Regions from separate parts of the Homo sapiens genome. Here all the other regions are linked to region 3. The links are chromatin contacts, found by Hi-C or POLR2A ChIA-PET in ENCODE. All regions are on one chromosome and are shown on one strand. Each heading gives the region's core, a stretch centred on a gene start or an enhancer-like site at or near the end of the contact. The rest is flanking DNA. Distances are from core to core; before and after follow the strand shown.

Evidence for each region. A loop is a pair of places that touch in the nucleus more often than their neighbours do. ChIA-PET counts read pairs that join two places held with the same protein, here RNA polymerase II (POLR2A). Pooled maps may share reads with other maps.
Region 1: a loop to region 3 is called in a pooled map, with 3 times the contacts of the local background. The contact joins the promoter of HMOX1 here to the promoter of MYH9-DT in region 3. A Hi-C loop is called at or near these places in 4 of 50 pooled maps. POLR2A ChIA-PET finds 5 or more read pairs at or near these places in 2 of 52 experiments (WTC11 and common myeloid progenitor, CD34-positive).
Region 2: a map with no recorded cell type shows a loop between it and region 3 (9-fold over the local background). The contact joins the promoter of LGALS1 here to the promoter of MYH9-DT in region 3. A Hi-C loop is called at or near these places in 2 of 37 single-sample maps with no recorded cell type and 7 of 50 pooled maps.

The regions. Positions count from the first base shown.
Region 1 is chr22:35,379,509-35,382,885 of GRCh38, forward strand. It overlaps HMOX1 (heme oxygenase 1), which reads left to right and starts at 1,588. Exons shown (of 5, transcript NM_002133.3): 1 at 1,588-1,688. The coding sequence starts at 1,666. RefSeq lists silencers at 1,309-1,388, 1,689-1,858.
Region 2 is chr22:37,673,619-37,677,187 of GRCh38, forward strand. It overlaps LGALS1 (galectin 1), which reads left to right and starts at 2,018. Exons shown (of 4, transcript NM_002305.4): 1 at 2,018-2,093; 2 at 3,368-3,447. The coding sequence starts at 2,085. RefSeq lists silencers at 1,821-1,960, 3,481-3,569.
Region 3 is chr22:36,386,711-36,390,208 of GRCh38, forward strand. It overlaps MYH9-DT (MYH9 divergent transcript), which reads left to right and starts at 1,884. Exons shown (of 3, transcript NR_183573.1): 1 at 1,884-2,025. It overlaps MYH9 (myosin heavy chain 9), which reads right to left and starts at 1,257. Exons shown (of 41, transcript NM_002473.6): 1 at 1,097-1,257. RefSeq lists silencers at 281-510, 791-870, 901-1,480 and an enhancer at 1,274-1,568.

The DNA.
Region 1 (3,377 bases), core at 338-2,837, 1.0 Mb before region 3:
TTTGTATGTCTTTTCTCCTCTTAACCTGACTTTTGTCGGTTGGTTTTCGGGGAACCTTCAGAGGAAGAAGGGGAATTTTTTTCAAGGCCCCTTAGCTCACCCTTGGGAGGATGATCCTTTCCAATACAATCTCAGAAGTGCCTCTGGGCTGTAGTGGCCCTAGGCTGAATTCCAGGAAGTTTTTTTTTTTTTTTTTTGTTTTTTTTTTTTTTTGAGGGACAGCGTCTTGTTCTGTTGCCCAGGTTAGAATACAGTAGCGTGGTCACAGCTCACTCCAGCCTCTACATCCCAGGCTCAAGTGAACCTCCAGCCTCAGCCTCCCAAGTAGCTGGGACCACAGGCATGTGCCACCATGCCCAGCTAATTTATTTTATATTTTGTAGAGACAGGGTCTCCCTATGTTGCCCAGGCCAGTCTCGAACTCAAAGCAATCTTCCCACCTCGACTGGGCTCAAAGCGCTCTTCCCACCTCAACCTCCCAAAGTACTGGGACTACAGGTGTGAGCTACCATGCCAGGCCTGAAAGCCATCTTAAAAAAAAAATCTTAGAATGAGAATCACAGTATTGGGAAAGGACTGTATGAATCATCTGGTCCATTCGTTTTGTCCTCTGGGTTCACCCAGTGACCCTATTTCCCCCGAGTTCTAAGGAGTCCACCTCATGCAGAATTGATTCAATAGGCGATCAGCAAGGGCCAGCTCTGCTCTGGGCCCTGAGCAGGCACTGAGTATAAGTCAGACCTGAATGTGCCTGGAAGAGTGTCCCACGCATTCCAGCAGGGAAGCAGTTTGTATGACAGGTGTCCCAGTCCAGGCGGATACCAGGTGCTGCCAGAGTGTGGAGGAGGCAGGCGGGGACTTAGTCTCCTCCCTGGGTTTGGACACTGGCATCCTGCTTTATGTGTGACACCACTGCACCCCTCTGAGCCTCGGTTTCCCCATCTGTAAAATAGAAGCGATCTACCCTCACAGGTCAGTTGTAGGGATGAACCATGAAAATACTAGAGTCTCTGTTTTTTGACAGGAACTCAAAAAACAGATCCTAAATGTACATTTAAAGAGGGTGTGAGGAGGCAAGCAGTCAGCAGAGGATTCCAGCAGGTGACATTTTAGGGAGCTGGAGACAGCAGAGCCTGGGGTTGCTAAGTTCCTGATGTTGCCCACCAGGCTATTGCTCTGAGCAGCGCTGCCTCCCAGCTTTCTGGAACCTTCTGGGACGCCTGGGGTGCATCAAGTCCCAAGGGGACAGGGAGCAGAAGGGGGGGCTCTGGAAGGAGCAAAATCACACCCAGAGCCTGCAGCTTCTCAGATTTCCTTAAAGGTTTTGTGTGTGTGTGTGTGTGTGTGTGTGTGTGTATGTGTGTGTGTGTGTGTGTGTGTGTGTGTTTTCTCTAAAAGTCCTATGGCCAGACTTTGTTTCCCAAGGGTCATATGACTGCTCCTCTCCACCCCACACTGGCCCGGGGCGGGCTGGGCGCGGGCCCCTGCGGGTGTTGCAACGCCCGGCCAGAAAGTGGGCATCAGCTGTTCCGCCTGGCCCACGTGACCCGCCGAGCATAAATGTGACCGGCCGCGGCTCCGGCAGTCAACGCCTGCCTCCTCTCGAGCGTCCTCAGCGCAGCCGCCGCCCGCGGAGCCAGCACGAACGAGCCCAGCACCGGCCGGATGGAGCGTCCGCAACCCGACAGGCAAGCGCGGGGCGCGGGACGCGGGACGGGCGCCTTTCTCTCCCAACCCTGCTTGCGTCCTAGCCCCACCCCGGGACACTGCCACACAGCGACAGAGCCCAGGAGCCAGAAACTTGGGCTCTGGAGTCAGGAGGTGCGGGGTTCTGATCCTGCCTGTGCCCGTAGGGTAGTTGGAGGGAGGAACGGTAATTTACATGCCTGGCACCCTGGTATGCGGTTGGTGACCAAGATGGGAGTGTCCCTAGAGTATCCAGTCTTTGAGGTAGCCAATTTTTTTTTTAATCCTACTTTCGAGGTGTGTTTGGAGTTGCTCTCTGCTGAATCTAGATCTCTGGGGCTCTGCCAGCCTGGGGGAGCATGCTTGGTTCTCTTGGTGGCATCTGTCCCTCACTAGCTACGGAGGACCTGAGCCAGACATCACCCTGGCTGCGGTGTTCCATGTCTCACAGATAGCCCAGTTCAGGGAGGCGACATGCCCAAGAGTGCTCAGTTAGCTGGTGTCAGAACTGGGCCTTGAACCTTGGTCTGCCCACCTCCAGGTCTCACTCATTCCCTTCTTTCAATAATTTGTTAGTATTTTTTTTTTTAACTCCTGGGCTTAAGCATCCTCCCACCTCAGCCTCCAGAGTAGCTGGGACTTACAGACATGTGCCATTTCTCCTGAGACTTTGACCAGCTGTGTTGTAGAACAGGGAAGCAGGGCAGGAGAAAAGGGAAAAATGACAATTCTGTGGGGAGGCAGGGATACGGACCCATGACAGAAATACTCCCAGAAAGACTTTTTCTTTGACTAAAGCAGACTTTCTCAGGCTTTTTAACCCTGACGCCTTCATGATGAGCATAACATGATAGGGGGTCATGAGATTTGCATCTGGAACTTTAACAAAATAACTGAATTAAATATTGGGTCTAAAAGCCAATCAAAGCAATTACAAACTTGGAGATGCCGGTTCATGGGGCTGCTGCTTCTTCCTGGGTTATGCTGTACCTCCTCCTCCTCTCCACTGCGAACTACCTGTACCAGGATTTCCCCCTTGGTTTGGGGGACTGTATTATTTAGTGTTTTAATGACTGAAGAGTGTTTACAAAGCTGCGAGAGCCACCATGCCCAGCCTGAATTTGTTTTTTGTTTTTTGTTTTTTTGTTTTTTTGCTTTTTTGCTTTTCTTTTTTTGAGATGGAGTGTTGCTCTGTTGCCCAGGCTGGAGTGCAGTGGCGCGATCTCGGCTCACTGCAACCTCTGCCTCCTGGGTTCAAGCGATTCTCCTGCCTCAGCCTCCCAAGTAGTTGGGATTACAGGCGCCCACTACCATGCCCGGCTATTTTTTTTTTTTTTTTTGTATTTTTAGTAGAGATAGGGTTTCACCATGTTGGCCAGGCTGGGCTCAAACTCCTGGCCTCAGGTGATCTGCCCGCCTCAGCCTCCCAAAGTGCTAGGATTACAGGCGTGAGCCACCATGCCTGGCCCTTTTTTTCTTTTTTTTTCTTTTTTTGAGATGGAGTCTCTCTGTCACCAAGTCTGGAGTGCAGTGGTGTGATCTCAGCTCACTGCAACCTCTGCCTCCGGGATTCAAGCAATTACAGGCATAATTGCTGGGATTACAGGCACCTGCCACCATGCCCGGCTAATTTTTGTATTTTTAGTAGAGACGGGGTTTCACCATGTTTGCCAGGCTGGTCTCGAACTCCT
Region 2 (3,569 bases), core at 768-3,267, 1.3 Mb after region 3:
GGTGAGCACCCCTCCCACCCACCCTCAATTCTCTGCCACAGTGATCTTCCCTAGAGCCCAAATCTGGCCTCAGTACTCACCCTCCCTCTAGCCCTGGCTCCCCAGCCTCCTCCCATACAACAATGTCCAAGCCCTGTGCCCAGCCCATGAGGCCCTCCATGGTCCAGGTCCTGTTGGCTTCCCAGCCTCATCCCCGTTTTTCCCCCACATGCCCGGAACACTGTTCTCCAGCCCTGGCCTTCTCATTCTGGAGCTTCTGCCCATGGTGGAAAGCCAGGCACTTCTCCGCCTACCCTTCACGACCCACCTCCTTTACTCATGCAGCCGCCAGCCCACCATAGCACTTTCTCATGGCTTCCCTTACAGCCATCATCATCTACTTCTTTTTATTTTTATTTTTATTTTTTATTTTTTTTAATTGAGACTGAGTTTCACTCTTATTGCCCAGGCTGGAGTGCAATAGACTGATCTCGGATCACTGCAACCTCTGCCTCCTGGGTTCAAGCGATTCTCCTGCCTCAGCCTCAGGAGTAGCAGGGATTACAGGCATATGCCACCATGCCCAGCTAATTTTGTATTTTTAGTAGAGATGGGGTTTCTCCGTGTTGGTCAGGCTAGTCTCGAACTCCTAACCTTAGGTGATCCGCCCGCCTCGGCTTCCTAAAGAGCTGGGATTACCGGCGTGAGCCACTGCGCCCAGCCCATCATCTACTTCTTAACGTGGTTGTGGTCAGATTCCACCCCAACTATGCGCTCCTTGAGAGTGGGGACTGGGAGGGGTTCAGCTTTGAATCCTCAGAGCCCAGGGCCAGGTACATAGTAGGTGCTCAGTAAAATACCTGCTGAACACTCAGGGAAGGGAGGGCTGTGCCGGGCCTCAGAGGAGATGTTAAGAGAGCAGACAGGGTGGCCAGGCATGGTGGCTCACACCTGTAATCCCATTACTTTGGGAGGCTGAGGCGGGTGGATCAACTGAGGTCAGGAGTTTGAGACCAGCCTGGCCAACGTGGTGAAACCCCGTCTCTACTAAAAGTACATAAATTAGCCGGGTGTGGTGGTGGGGGCCTGTAGTCCCAGCTACTCGGGAGGCTGAGGCAGGAGAATCAGTTGAACCTGGGAGGCAGAGGTTGCAGTGAGCTGAGATCACGCCACTGCACTCCAGCCTGGGCGACAGAGCGAGACTCCATCTCAAAAATAAATATATAAATAAATAAAAATAAAAAAGAGAAAGGACAGGGTGCACAGAGCCAGGACCCCACCCCCTCCTGGTCTGGACCACCCTGGGCCATCTCCTAAGCTTGACACTCTCAGGCCTGAGGCTGTCAGGCCAGGGCGCTTTGACTATCCCCTGCCTGCCCCTGAACGCGGCCAAGCCCGAGGCCTTAGCCAAGCCCTGCAGCCTCAGGCTTGGCGCCCGGCCCAGCCTTTCTTTAGCCTTCCCGAGGAGCCAGCGAGAGAGCGCTGCAGCAGCCGCAGTCCTTGCTTCCGGGGAAGGCCCGGGTGGGGCCAGGGCCTGTGGTTAAGTCAGTGGCCCTCTGCAGACGCGCACGCAGCAGGAGCCACGCCCTGGTCCCTGCCCGGGAGTGGCCTGGTCTCCCCCAGCTCTGATTCCCTGAAGGACCCTGCACCTCCTCAGCCATCTTCTCTGGGCACCCCCTGAGCCCAGCCTGCTGGCCACAGGCCCCTTCCCGCCAACTTGTGGGCCTAGCTCATCATCAAACTATTTTCCACTGGCTTCCCCCAATCTCTGCCACAGCACAATTTTGGTGGGGAGGTGGAGAGGGATGAAGGAGAATAGGAGGTGGAGCTTGGACTCTGGCCGGGGGCGGCGGGGTGAGGGGGGGCAGCAGCTCGCCACTCTGATTGGTCACCTCTGCTCCAAAACTGGCTTCAAAATTCCACGGACTCCGCCCCCAGTGGCCCCCAGCCCTATCCTGACTTGCAATTGGCTGAACTTTCAGGGGGCGGGGCTCACCCGGTCCGGTCCAGTTAAAAGGGTGGGAGCGTCCGGGGGCCCATCTCTCTCGGGTGGAGTCTTCTGACAGCTGGTGCGCCTGCCCGGGAACATCCTCCTGGACTCAATCATGGCTTGTGTGAGTGTGGGGACCCCCCCCCAAGGTCCAGGGGATAGGGCAGGAACTGATGGCCAGAGGAGAGCTGGGCAGATCGGGAGCAGATTCTAGCCCCAGCTGTGTGGCCTGGAACCAGTGCCTTCTCTTTTCTGGACCTCAGTGGCCACATCTGTAAAATGGGGGTGGGCGCCATGGTCCCTCAAGGCCTTCTCTGCATTGATAATTGTCTGGATTCCTCCAGGGTCTGAAAGCACAGTTATTTCTGCCCAGGGTTGACATTCTGCAGCTCTCTGAGAAGTGAGCGTGGGAAGGGTGTGGCCAACTGGGGGACACCCAGGCCACTATCCCTTTCCCCCTCCTCCACCCCAAAGAGCCTCCTGTCCCCTCCCCCCTGCAGCTGTCCCGGTCACCAGGCCAGGGCAGAGTTACCCTCTGCTCCAGAGAACGCTGAAAAGTTGCCAGGACCCGAGACAAGCTGCCCAGGATGGGCCCTTCTAGGTCGGGGGTGGAGGGTGGTTGTGTCCAGGCTGGTGGCGGGGGGGGCGGGGGAAATTCCCTTCCACCACCCCCAAGCTGGGAGGTTGGGGTGGCAGGGAGGTGAGAATCTTCCTCGGGCCCCAGGGAAAGGGTTCAAGTTTCTGGCAGAAGAAACCACTCAAACCAGTTAACTCTTGCCCACCCACTCGGGGTGCCAGGGAACAGCAGTGCCCAGCAGTTTGCTCAATCTTGTTAACCCTGAGCCAGCCCAGCCACAGCCCGACTGCAGGGCTATTCTCCCTAATGCAGAGAGGCCGTGTTTTTCAGGGTCTCCTCTCTAGCCCCTGGGCCTCTTTGCAGAGAGGGGCTTGAAGGAGAATAGTGGGGTCGCCCGCCCCTAGCCACTTCCTCTCCAGCAGAGGGGCCGGCCCCTCCATTCAGTGTGACGGTGGGCCAAGTGTCGGCCCCTCCCCAGCCTGATCCTCTCCATCTGCGATGGGACAGAGCACCCCATCTCCCAAGTCACTCTTGAGTCCAAAATTCCCAAGCCAATCTGCAAAATCTTCTAGAGCCTGTCTTCTAGAACCTTCACGTTACAGACTGAAGCCAACCCCGGTGGGAATAGGGACTTTCCCAGGACCACATAGACAATCGGAGGCTGGAAATTACAGCTCAATCCTTTCCCCAGGCTTCCCCTTGGCTTGGTCAGAGGATGCCGGGCGGGAACAACCCCACTCCCACCCCCAGCCACCCCCGGACACTTCGAGCAGTGGAGGCCTTGTCCTCTAACCCGGCTGGGCCGGGGCTTGTCTGTGCAGGGTCTGGTCGCCAGCAACCTGAATCTCAAACCTGGAGAGTGCCTTCGAGTGCGAGGCGAGGTGGCTCCTGACGCTAAGAGGTGAGAAGTGAAGTCGGGGTGGTGGGCGGCAGGGACGGGCTTGGTCCAGCAGGGAGGGCGTGGCCGGCCAAGCCCACATCTCCTCCCTGGCCGGGAGCGGGTTAACGGCCAGCCGCCGATGC
Region 3 (3,498 bases), core at 634-3,133:
CCCCACCACAGGACAGCCGGCAAGCTAGTGCTGGGGGTGCTGAGTCTCAGTTTGAAACAGCGGGGCTTCCCTGGAGAATGAGGGTGCCGCAGTCCTGTCTCCTGTGCGTGGCCCCAGAACAGGATGGGGTGAGGACCCCAGCACAGGGAAGCGGGTGCGTGGAGTGGAGAATAGAAAACTCCGATTTGGCTCAAACAGGAAAGATGCAATCGCCCAGGCCTGCTCGTAACGGCAGAGCTAGCTGCCCCCGCACCCCGCCCAGACGGGATGGCCCCTGGGTGCGGTGGAATCAGGTGCACGCCTGGGCGGCCCCGACGGCTGCTGCATTCCGGGCCTCCCTCCCCCGAGGATCAGAAGTCGGAGGTCGAGGGCTGGAGCAGGGACTGGGGGTGGCCCTTCCTGTCTCGCGCCCGGGTCCCCGCCGGGTCCCCCTTGTCCGGGCAGCCGCCGCACCTCCCCCGGGCCCTCCCCGACCAGTCCGACGGCAGCGGGCGAATGAGGAAGTCGGCCGCGGAGGCGGAAACCGGGCCGGGTGCAAGGTCTGCAGCGGGACGGTCCGACTCTGACTCAGGAGGACGCCCTGACAGCTGCCAAACGGTGCCCGCTGCCCGTTACCTCCGTGCCTCAGACGCCAGAAACTTCCACGGGAGCGGCTGCCCCGGGCTCCCAACCCGTGAGGCTGCGTCCCAGGGGCCGCGGCTCCCGGAAGGGGTTAAAAAGTTTGCCCGAGTCGGGCCTGGGCGAGGCGAGGGCGGGGCGCGTGCCCCAGCGGCTGGGGGAGGTCGGCTCCAGTGCCCAGTCCTGAGACCGCGCCGGGGGACACGGGGGGCGCCGGGGAGCGCCGGGTCCCGAGGCCGCCCCTGCACCCCTAGGCCTCGCTGCTGCCGGCGCCCTCCCCGAGCGCCCGCGTGGGGGTCCCGGTCCCCCTGGGAAGGATGCGGTGCCGGGCCCTGAGCCGCCGGCGTTCGCCCCCGCCCGCGCGGGTGGCGGGCCGCACTGAGCCCAAGAACCACCAGTCGGCCTGGCGGCAGCGCGTCTCGCCCCCGCCCGCCCGCCGCCGCCTGCCCGGGGCGGGACCGCGGTGGGGCTCGCTCACCTGAACCTGGATCTGCCCCGGGAACAGGCGCTGCTTCTCCCGAGAGGACTTTCTCGAGCGCTCGGGCGGCGGCCGGGTGGGGCGAGCGCACGAGGCGGGAGCTGCAGCAGGTCAGCCTTGCTTAGCCTTCCGTGCCCTGCCCAGGAACCGCGGTGATCTGCGCGCCTCACCGCACCCAGCTCGGCTCCTCGCCGCCTTCCCGCCCCGCCCTCGGAGCCGCGGGACCATTCCCAGCCGGGAGCCGGCTCCGGGGCGGAGCCTGGGGCACAATCCCGCCCCCTTCCTGCTACACCCACTGCAGGCCGCGCCTGGCCTTGATGGGCAGACGTATTGGCCTGTGGAAAGGGGGTGGGCGGAGCCTCTGCGGCCAGATGGGTGGGGATTCAACATCCTCTTTCCGCCCCACCTCCACCCGCTCCACCTTCCCCCGCGCTTCCTAGGCGGGAGCCCCGCCCTCTAGGGCGGGTCCAACGGACAGCCAGGTTCTAGGACAAGGATTGACACAGGGGGAATCCAATCAGGAGGCGGCGACTCGGGGCGCGGAGAGCTCCGGGCCGGGGTTTTGGTGCCTTGCCTGGGCCGGGGCGAGGCCCTGCGGGAGCCGACTGGGAAGGTCTGGAACTCTGACACCCCGCCCCGCGAGCTGTGCTCTCAGTCTCATGTCATCCCACCACAAGGACAGATATTAAGTACCATATATGGGAAAAATGCTATTTTACATAATTATGATCCCTGTGGGGGCGGGCATGGACTCAGCCCTGGATTCCATTGTGAGCGTCTTGAGTTCGATTCCTGACCCTGCCTCTTTAGGATCCGCACGTTGCTGCCTTTCAGCCTCCAAACCTTCGCTCTGGCCGTTCTCTCCACCTGGAATACCCTTCCGAGCCTCTCTTCACCTCCATGTCATTAACTCGCATACATCCTTTCAGGTACTTGTTACAAATTGCACTTTTTTTTTGTTACTGTCCACTACAAGAGGATAAAAAATGTTTTCATTTTTAAATGAAAAATCTTTTGATCCATTTGGAATTTATTTTTGGGGTAAGGAAGAAACCTAAGATAATTTTTGTAATAGCCACTTGTCCAAACACTGTTTTCTCCACTGATTTTAGTTGGCACCTTCATCGCCTATAGAACTATTATACTTGAAGCTGTTTCTGACTTGTATACATTGATCTCTCTGTGTGCACCTGTGCCAATCCCACCATGCTTTAATGAAGATACCTTTATAATACATTCTATATCTATGAGGGCAAATTTCTCATCATTACTCTTTCTTACTGGAATGTGCTTGCTATCATGACTATTCTTCCAAATTAACTTCAGAAAAAAGCTATGTTCTAAAGGCAAAAGAAAGCTGGGAAAAAAAGATTTTGCAACTCTGTGACAAATTACTATCAGCAATATATAAAGATCTCTTCCCAGTTGATAAGAAAAACCTCGGCCGGGCGCGTGGCTCATGCCTGTAATCCCAACATTTTGGGAGGCCGAGGCGGGCGGATCACCTGAGGTTGGGAGTTCAAGGGCAGCCTGACCAACGTGGAGAAACCCCGTCTCTACTAAAAATACAAAATAATTAGCCGGGCATGGTGGCCCATGCTTGTAATCCCAGTTACTCAGGAGGCTGAGGCAGGAGAATCGCTTGAACCCGGGAGGCGGAGGTTGCAGTGAGCAGAGATCGTACCACTGCACTCTAGCCTGGGCAACAAGAGCATAACTCCGCCTCAAAAAAAAAAAAAACAAAGAAAAAGAAAAAGAAAAACCTCAAAGACTCCAAAATAAAAATGGCCAAAAACAGGAACAGGTGATTTTAAAGAAGAATTATAAATGGCCAATAATTATTTTTAAAAAGCCATAAGAAATGCAAACAAAACAACATAAAATGCCATTTTCACCTAATTAAAAAAAAAATGCTCAATATTGGTCAGGTTTATAGATACAGATGAGAAAGTAAATTGATCAATTCTATCTGAGAATTCATCTTAAAAGACATTAGAAAAGTACACAGATATGAACTTTAAAGTTCTTTGCAGCCGGGCGCGGTGGCTCACGCCTGTAATCCCAGCACTTTGGGAGGCCGAGGCGGGCGGATCACGAGGTCAGGAGATCGAGACCATCCCGGCTAAAACGGTGAAACCCCGTCTCTACTAAAACTACAAAAAATAGCCGGGCGTAGTGGCGGGCGCCTGTAGTCCCAGCTACTTGGGAGGCTGAGGCAGGAGAATGGCGTGAACCCGAGAGGCGGAGCTTACAGTGAGCCGAGATCCCGCCACTGCACTCCAGCCTGGGCGACAGAGCGAGACTCCGTCTCAAAAAAAAAAAAAAAAAAAAAAAAAAAAAAGTTCTTTGCAACATTGTTTATAGTCACTAAATGTTAGAAATAAATGTACAATATATTACAA